Regions from separate parts of the Homo sapiens genome. Here all the other regions are linked to region 2. Evidence: chromatin contacts called from ENCODE Hi-C or POLR2A ChIA-PET data. All regions are on one chromosome and are shown on one strand. Each heading gives the region's core, a stretch centred on a gene start or an enhancer-like site at or near the end of the contact. The rest is flanking DNA. Distances are from core to core; before and after follow the strand shown.

The links. A loop is a pair of places that touch in the nucleus more often than their neighbours do. ChIA-PET counts read pairs that join two places held with the same protein, here RNA polymerase II (POLR2A). Pooled maps may share reads with other maps.
Region 1: a map with no recorded cell type shows a loop between it and region 2 (4-fold over the local background). The contact joins the enhancer-like site here to the promoter of EML6 in region 2. A Hi-C loop is called at or near these places in 1 of 37 single-sample maps with no recorded cell type and 2 of 50 pooled maps. POLR2A ChIA-PET finds 5 or more read pairs at or near these places in 3 of 52 experiments (BJ, MCF 10A and PC-9).
Region 3: a loop to region 2 is called in a map of CD4-positive, alpha-beta T cell, with 7 times the contacts of the local background. The contact joins the enhancer-like site here to the promoter of EML6 in region 2. A Hi-C loop is called at or near these places in 6 of 168 maps with a recorded cell type or tissue (B cell, CD4-positive, alpha-beta T cell, CD4-positive, alpha-beta memory T cell and 2 more), 2 of 37 single-sample maps with no recorded cell type and 14 of 50 pooled maps. POLR2A ChIA-PET finds 5 or more read pairs at or near these places in 8 of 52 experiments (CD4-positive, alpha-beta memory T cell, HEK293, MCF 10A and 5 more).

The regions. Positions count from the first base shown.
Region 1 is chr2:54,866,154-54,868,853 of GRCh38, forward strand. EML6 (EMAP like 6) reads left to right here. Exons shown (of 42, transcript NM_001039753.4): 14 at 613-731. Among named protein-coding and RNA genes, the nearest start is that of EML6-AS1, 120 kb to the left of the region's middle. Within about 2 kb of position 1,443, at least 3 of the 41 ENCODE cell types and tissues checked have a DNase peak (open chromatin) inside an H3K27ac peak, as active enhancers do.
Region 2 is chr2:54,722,307-54,725,006 of GRCh38, forward strand. EML6 (EMAP like 6) reads left to right here and starts at 1,356. Exons shown (of 42, transcript NM_001039753.4): 1 at 1,356-1,471; 2 at 2,243-2,700. RefSeq lists an enhancer at 889-1,108 and silencers at 1,249-1,738, 2,410-2,559.
Region 3 is chr2:54,573,278-54,575,977 of GRCh38, forward strand. All of the region lies in intron 2 of SPTBN1 (spectrin beta, non-erythrocytic 1), which reads left to right. Among named protein-coding and RNA genes, the nearest start is that of SPTBN1-AS1, 16 kb to the left of the region's middle. RefSeq lists silencers at 1,221-1,380, 1,451-1,510. Within about 2 kb of position 1,319, at least 22 of the 41 ENCODE cell types and tissues checked have a DNase peak (open chromatin) inside an H3K27ac peak, as active enhancers do; they include B cell, CD4-positive, alpha-beta T cell, CD8-positive, alpha-beta T cell and 1 more, where a contact is called at or near this core.

The DNA of each region.
Region 1 (2,700 bases), core at 193-2,692, 140 kb after region 2:
AAATTATTACTAGATTGGATTTGATTCTCCACCTGTTAAATGGACATTTCTTGGTAGTAAAGTATAAATACACAGTAAACAACAGATGGGTTTTTATATGCGTTTAAATGGTACAATCAGCAGCACGTTTTAGGTCCCAAGTTAGACCAAGATTGATCTTTGCTCTGTATCTCAGATCTGTTAAGATGCATGAAGCTATGAAGTGAATGTGATTCCAAAGAGGGATTTCAGGAGAAAATTGTCATGACTCATGAGGTCCACATTTTTCAACTGTCAGAATCAGTAAGAGATTTCTGGCCTTAGAAGAAATAAAACAAACTATTTTATTTATATTTTACTGATACTTAATTTCCTTTAAAATTTACTGATATATTTTCTAGACATTAAGAAAACAGTAACAAATCAAGAAAGATTATTTTAAAATCCCAATTATTTAAAAAATAGTTCATATTAGTTTTATTCATTAGGAAAAAGTAATATTCATTCTCATGTCTTAAGTTTTCAAAGACATTTTATTGAAGCAATTAAAGATTTTACAAGAATGTCAAGATGCTGATATTTTTGGAACCTGATGAAAGGCATCTCACCCAGATGTTTCTGTTGTACTTTAAGGTTTACAAAGAAGATCTACCTCAGCTAAAGCAACAAAGTAAAGAGAAAAACCACGCAGTGCCCTTCCTCAAACGAGAAAAGGCTCCTGAGGACAGCTTGAAACTCCAGTTCATACACGGGTGGGTGGCCTGTCATGGGCGCCCGTATGTGTTCCTCTGTCTCTGCCTGGCTGTCACCAACCTTAGCACCAGGCTTAAGGGATCCCCTCCCCTCAGTGTCGTCCTCCTCCTGGCTAGCTCTTCTCTGCAATGTGCACTTGTACCTGTGGTTGCTATTTTAAGTGTGACTCTCTATCCACTTCCCTCGTTGATGTTCTGTGGCCATCACAGTGTGATTGTCTCTAGATTTCTCAGACTTCATATAATTCCATGACTTAAAGGGTGCTGCTGCTCATTGCTGCTGCACTTCTTTCTCATCACCATCTTCACTTCCTCTTTCTCCTTTCCCCTAATCCCCTGCTGTGTTTTGCTGGCTCCACCATAGGACAGTATTTTCTTCAAATATTTTCTGCACATGTGCCCAACATAATTTTGAATTTTGTAAAATTATATGCACCCTTGCATATTTTAAGTAGACAACTAAAACTTTTTAATGTCGGTTTAAATGGCTGAGAAGATACTATCTGTATTATGAATACATCAGTCCTTTAAATGGATGCAAAGGAACCTAAATGCCATAAATGTTTGATTCTCACTATGATCAACTTAAAAAATATGTGAGACCAGACACAGTGGCTCACACCTGTAATCCCAGCCCTTTGGGAGGCTGAGGCAGGTGGATTGCTTGAGCCCAGGAGTTCGAGACATGGTGAAATCTCATCTCTACAAAAAACTAGCCAGATGTGGTGGCGTGTACCTCTAGTCCCAGCTACCCAGGAGGGAAGTTGAGGTTGGGGAATCACCTGAGTTGGGGAGGTCTAGGCTGCAGTGAGCTGTGATCTTGCCAGTGCACTCCAGCCTGGTTAACAGTGAGGCCCTGTCCCAAAAGGGGAAAAAAAATACCTGAAGAAGTCCTTCTAAAACAGGAAGCTATTTTACATCATTCATATTTCTACCTAAGTTCACATTTCCATTCTAATTTTCCCATAAAATTTTACCCTAACATAATCTTTTTATGCTTGAGAGTCCTTTGTCACCATGTCATACCCTCTGCAAGAAAAAAAATTTTTCTGTGGTCCTAAGACTCTAACTCAGCCCAATACAATATCCACTAGCCACACACAGTCACTGAGCACTTAAAATACGGCTATTCTGAAAAAAGATGTTCTGCATGTGTAAAATGCACACCAATTTTGAAGACTTACTATGAAAAGAGGAATGTAAGATATCTCATAAGTTTTTATATTGATTACATGTTGATATAGTAATATCTTAGATGTGTTTTGGGTTTAAAATGTTACTGAAATAAATTTTTTTTTCTAATATGGCAACAAATTTTTAATTAGGAGGATCATGTTATTTTTCTGTTAGTGTTGCTCCATTAACAGTTTATTTGAATTATAGTTATTAGTAAAGTCGACTAAATCAACATGAATATATTACTAATTGTGACATATAATTATTAAGCACAGAAAAATTTTGTTGGAAATTATTTTAATATGATGGATTGGTTTTCAGTTGCAAGATCTGTGCATTTATATTACTTACTGTTAGAATGTAACAAAGTTTAATATTGAGTCTATTCTCAGTTCTCATTTTTGTATAGATGTAAGCAGTGAGAAAGTTTATTCTCTTAAATAATTAGGTAAGAATGGAGGCCATTTTATAGCAATGTTATTCAATTCTTCAGACTCCTGTGATAGGCCAAAAAAGTCATATTTGATTTTGATATATCACAAAAAATAATCTTTCAGCTGGTAATTCCATTAAGTCTCTGTACAATTTTGTTGAAAGCAAAGAATTGGAAATCACTTGATTTGCAGGATTCCTTAGCCAGTCATTAGAGTTGTTTTCTTTCAACATGCATACTTGTATTTTGAATTGTTCCTTTGTTTTGGTGCCCCTGGAAGGGTCTGTGTCCCGGAGTAATACAGTGTAATAGGATTCCAGATGGAGGAGAGGAATGGCTTTCTGCAGTGGGCGGAAGGCA
Region 2 (2,700 bases), core at 106-2,605:
TCACGATATTCTAGCCTGGGCAACGGCCTGTTTTGTCTCAAAACAAAACAAAACAAAAAGAACAACAAAAACTTACTGTCTTTATATAATTCATTTGGCACTGTTTTATGGCACGACATCATTGATCAACTATATTTTTGCTTCTATCTCAAACCTTTCTCAGGCCGTGTTTTTGTTTTTGGCAGTGTTCTTGTTGCCTAGCACAGTGCCATCTCACTTATTTGTTGATTCTGTTTCCTTAAAAACAAAGATGAGACCAATTCAAATCCTCATTACTGCGGGCAGCAACAAATCATCCAAACTCTGGCACTTCCAGTTCTTTCGAGCTTTCCTACCAGGTCGGAGGGTTGTCTTAAAACTTGAGGGAGATGAACTGAGTAAGCGATTACACTGAAAGCATGGGAGGGAAAGGACGTTCCAAACGTCCAATCCATCATCCTTTTGCAGCCTCTTAGTCACTGGGATTTTGAAATCTCTTTCCAAAGACTAGCTATGGCCCTAAATTGGAAATAGGCTACTTGAGAACACAGTGGATTCATAGTTCATCTCGGGCAGTTTTAGGAGAAATGCCACCAGCTTCTGCGTTTGAAGGCCAAGGTTAGCTGTTCATGGCGTGAGCACCTTCCTGCTTCCAACCTCCGGTTATCTGTAAATACCCAAGTCCTCTAATTTAGGACGCAGGTCATGGGAAGACGCTGGTTCTTAGGGCAGAAGTGAGCTCACATTCCCAGCATTTTTCTTAAACTTGGCAGAACTGCACTTTAACAAATTAAAATCCATGTGAATGAAAAGGAAAACTTAAGTAGGAAACAAACTTAAGCTTGAGTCAGTTACAGCATGGTGAGGATGTCGGTTACAGCAACACTCAGAGACCGATGAAGGAGAAATTCCAGTGGTGGGCTGGGAGACCGTCTCCATTCCAACTCCACCGCTTTTCTCTACAGAGACCCACGCACGCCAGCTCCCGCCTCAGTCACAAGGGAACGCCCGCGTGGGCAGGCAATCGTCCTTGGTGAGCCGGGATCTCCTCACCCCGAGAGCCGCAGGCTCCGCTGACGCCGGTACAGGTCTCGCTGCGACTCCCTCTGGGCGCGCGGAATCCTGGGACTTGTGGTCCCTTCCGCGCGCTGTCCGCCCTAACCGGCGCAGAGAGGACTACACTTCCCAGGATGCGTCGGGGGAAGAGGCCACAGGGACAGGCAGAGGGAGGGGGCGGCCCCAGTCCTCCGGGGCGTCGCTGTTTCCAAGCGGCGAGATCTCGCCTAGTAACCGGCAGCTGAGGTTCACTAGCGCGGCGTTGTGGCCCCGCCCCCGGAGCCCCGGCTGGAGGAAGAACCTGTCTCCCGCGGCGCCCCAGTGACGAAGTCCATCCCCGGGTGCGGGAGGCGGGGAGGGGAGGGCAGGCAGAGGATTTCGCTCGCTCGCCCGCGCGGGATCCGGGACGCGCCGGTGGCGTCCGCTGGCAGCAGAGGTTAGAGGCAGAGAGCGCGCGGATGCTCCGCGGGCGAGGCTGGTTCGAGAGTGGGAGGAGTGCAGGGCGCCGCCAGGGCGGCAGTGCGCGCGGGCCGAACAGTCCTGAGGGCGGGCATCCCTCGCGCAGCGCGCCGACCCCCGGGACGTGTGCGTCTGTGGGGGGTTGCTGTCCCCCGGGTCCCTCGGGCGACCCCTCTCCACGCTGGGCTCAGGGCAGGACCCGGGATTCCGTGGGACCCGGTGTTTAGCGCAGAGGTTTCTGGGGAGAAGTACACGATTTTTGCCACTTGTTATTTGATTTCTCCTCGACCAGGAGCGTTTGTAGGTAGCGCACTCCCTCCGACTGCACTAGTGCCTCGTTTCTTCCGAGTAAGACAATCTTTCATGATGCGGATTGGAGTTGCTGATCAATGAGAGCTGCTAAGTTCTTTATGGCTTTCTCGGTGAAGAGAAGGTTCACGGAGGATATGATTATTAAACACACACATGAAAACTAATTGGAGCATCTAAAAAATGACCATTGCATATTCGCCCTCGCTTATTAGGGAAACAGCAAGCGTTCCTTCAAATCGCATCAGCAACTGCCAGGCAGCAGCATTTACGCATATTTCATATCATTAAGGAGATGGAACTGGAGAGAGAAAGCGGGAGTAGGGGACAATTTTTAAAAATACCCAACTTGGTTTAGTTTGGGGATAATTTTCTTGGATTGGGTGACTTATGCGAAAAATCTGTTTCTTTCTTCCTCGCTCTCGCTTCCTGGATATAGACTGTCAATTTCGGATCCAAAGACGGCGATGGCAGAGCTCACCCGGGTTGCCTGTCAAATCAAGGCTATCGCAGAATAAATCCCGCCGCCTGCCGCGAAGCCCCGGCGCACCGCAAACTTCAGTGAGCGAACTGGGTGATCGCTGTTGGGATATGCAGATTCCTGATGTAAAAGGCGGGGTGGCCCCCCCGAGAGCCTCTCCCGGGGGCCGGAGCCCGCAGGTGCAGTGAGGCGCGCGCGCCGGTGCCGGCGCCCCCAGAGCCGCCTTGCCCGGGTAGAGGGAGCCCGGCGCCCGGCGGGGTCTGGCGGCCGCACACCGGCGGCGGCGGCTTGTCTGCGGCGGCTGCAGCGGATGATGGTGGCGGCCGGCCCGCTGGGCTGTGCCTGTGTGTCGCCGCGGAAATCAGCGCCCTGCGCCGCGCGCTGAGCCCCTGCAGGTCCGCCGCAGCCCCAGCCTC
Region 3 (2,700 bases), core at 69-2,568, 150 kb before region 2:
GGTGGAGGAAATGGGGAGTTGGTTTCGTGATGAAACTCTTCCACCTCAGATCATCAGGCATTAGATTCTTATTAAGGAGTGGTAACCTAGATCCTTTGCATGCACAGTTCATGATAGGGTTTGGCTCCTGTGAGAATGCTGCTGCTGATCTGACAGGAGGCAGAGCTCAGGCAGTAATGCTTCCCATCCACCACTCACCTCCTGCTGTGTGGCCGGTTCCTAATAGGTCACGGGCCAGGACCAATACCGGTCTGTGACCTGGGGGTTGGGGACCCCTGACTCGGTGATTCAGCAGTTGATTTGGGATCCTCTGTCTTTGTTCCTCCTCCCTCAGCGGGAATTCACAGTGTAACTCATTTGCTAAGGTTTTCTGCGTTAGAAACAGAACTCCTTTTGGACTACTAGGAGACATGGTCATTAGAATAATTATGATTCTTAGTATGACTCAACCCCTTTTTAATATTCAGCCTTATGGAGGGCCTCTGCCTGCGGCTCTTTGCTCAGGCACTAGGGCCACAGGGGTGTAATTTCTATCTCTGCCCTCAGGAAGCTCACAAACAAGTCAAGAGACAGGAAAACGGATCCTGTTTTTCTAATGGGATTTGAATGGATGTATTTATGGGAGGGGGGTGCTTTGTACACCTGCAAAACAGAACACCAGCCCTCCCTTCTCCTCTGGGGTTGCTGTGAGAATCAGTTAGAATAATGTGCATGAACCCCGTATGGAAAATACAAACTCATAATTAAATCTAAGAAATTTTTGTGGGGGGACACAAATGTTGGGGTTGTCTTTGTTCTCAGGTCCCCTCAACTGGTCTAATGAAGGAAACAGACACCTTTCCAGTAACAATAGCCAACATTTATTGGACACTTATGTACCAGACTGTGCTATTTATGACATACATTATCTAATTTCACAATCAGAAGAATGCTAGAGATAGGGTCAGGCGTTATCTCTGTTTACAGATGAGGAAAGCAAGGCTTGGAGAGAATGCCATACAGTTATTAGTGTGGCGGAGCCGGCCTTTGCACCTGGCTGTTGACCACGCCCTAGCATTAAACCATTACCTCACACTGCTTCTCCGAGATAGTTATCTTCTTGGGATCATTTAGGTGTGGCAGGATCTGGAGGGAGCAGTTGGACCCAAGTCTCCTAGCAGCAGCCTACACGTTTCTTGAGTCTGTTTTGAAACAACTTCCTTAGCCCTAGCTGCGCAGAAAGCATCCTCCCCTCAGAGTGATGATTTTTATCATGTGGTTTCCTTCCTCCTGCCTTTGGAGGTCAGGTCTTCTCACCCAGGGTCAGAAAGCCCATCAGTTGCTGATAAGCTGCAGCACTTGAGTCACAGGGTGCAGGCCTGTGTTTAGAATGGGTCATGCTCATGTCAGGCACGTGGGGAATCAGTGATCCCATGAGAGCTCGATCAGTGCAGTCTGGTTTGGAATTGCAGGTCACACCCTTCCACCACTTTGCTCATGTGTCTACTGATGCCTGTGATGTAGTTAGTTAAACCACTGACTTCTTTCTCCTGCATCAAACATGACTTTTTGAAAAAGTGTGTGGGGGCTTTCCAGCATGAACCAGGCATAAACCAGGTACCTTCATGAACATATTATTTATCCCTTCAGTCACCCTGTGTGCTAGGTGGTATCATAACTGCTTTGTGGATTGAGGAACCTGAGGACCAGAAAGATGACTTGAGGTGGCAGCCTCATTTAGCCAGCAAGTAAGAAAATGGGTGATGGTGAACTTCTGCAGCAAGAGGGGGCCGTTTTCAACATTTCTGTGAATTCAAGGCGTGTGCTTCGTCTAAATAGGTGGAGACACGTAGGAAGGCATAGTGTATACATCCATCAGCACATGGGTAGATTTTGAGGTTTTTTTTGTTTTGTTTTAAATCCAGAGCGTTGTGTATTTGATCATTCTTGGAGATTCAGCCACATTCACAGGTGTTAAGTGTCACACCTAACCTAGCAATACAATACACAGCTGAAAGAAACCAGTCAGGTTTTCCCAATATCAATTTCTTTTTATTTTCTTTTCTGCAACTCCAGAGGATTCAATAATGTCAATTTCTGATAAAGCTTTTGCTATTGATGAGTAAATTCTTCCATTAAAAAGATAACAGTCTGCTAATTTGCTTATCATTGATGTTGCAAGAGCGTAACATTGGAGGGATGAGTAATGCATCTGCATATCTCGAAGGACAAAACTGACGTCCACCCACTTGTGGATACGGTATTTGGTAAAAGTAACTAAGGTAAAATTGCCTAAGGGCATTTAACTTGAGCCATAGCTTAAATTCAGGTGATATTGAGCGTTGACATATCAGGATTCTTTTGTACACAGAGACGTGGATGTAGACCCACTGGTAGCAATTGCAAAGGCTCTGGATTTTTAGCTGCTGGATGAAATACCTGCAGCTGAACATCTGTTATGATGCAATTAAGCAGTGACTCAGTGGCGTGAAGGCTCAGTTTCGATGTATCGGGAACTCCTTTGAATCTGTCCACAAACTTCTCAACCAAAAGGAGAGGAGAAATGTGTACAGACATTTGAGAGGCTGGGTCTCAACATGCCTCTGCCTAGGCAGTCATGGGAACCTGGTCTTTTCTCCTGAGACAGGAATTAACCTGTAGTACGAGAAACATGGTTGGATGAGTGGTTAAAGCAGGGCCCAGACTTTGGTACAGTTTAGG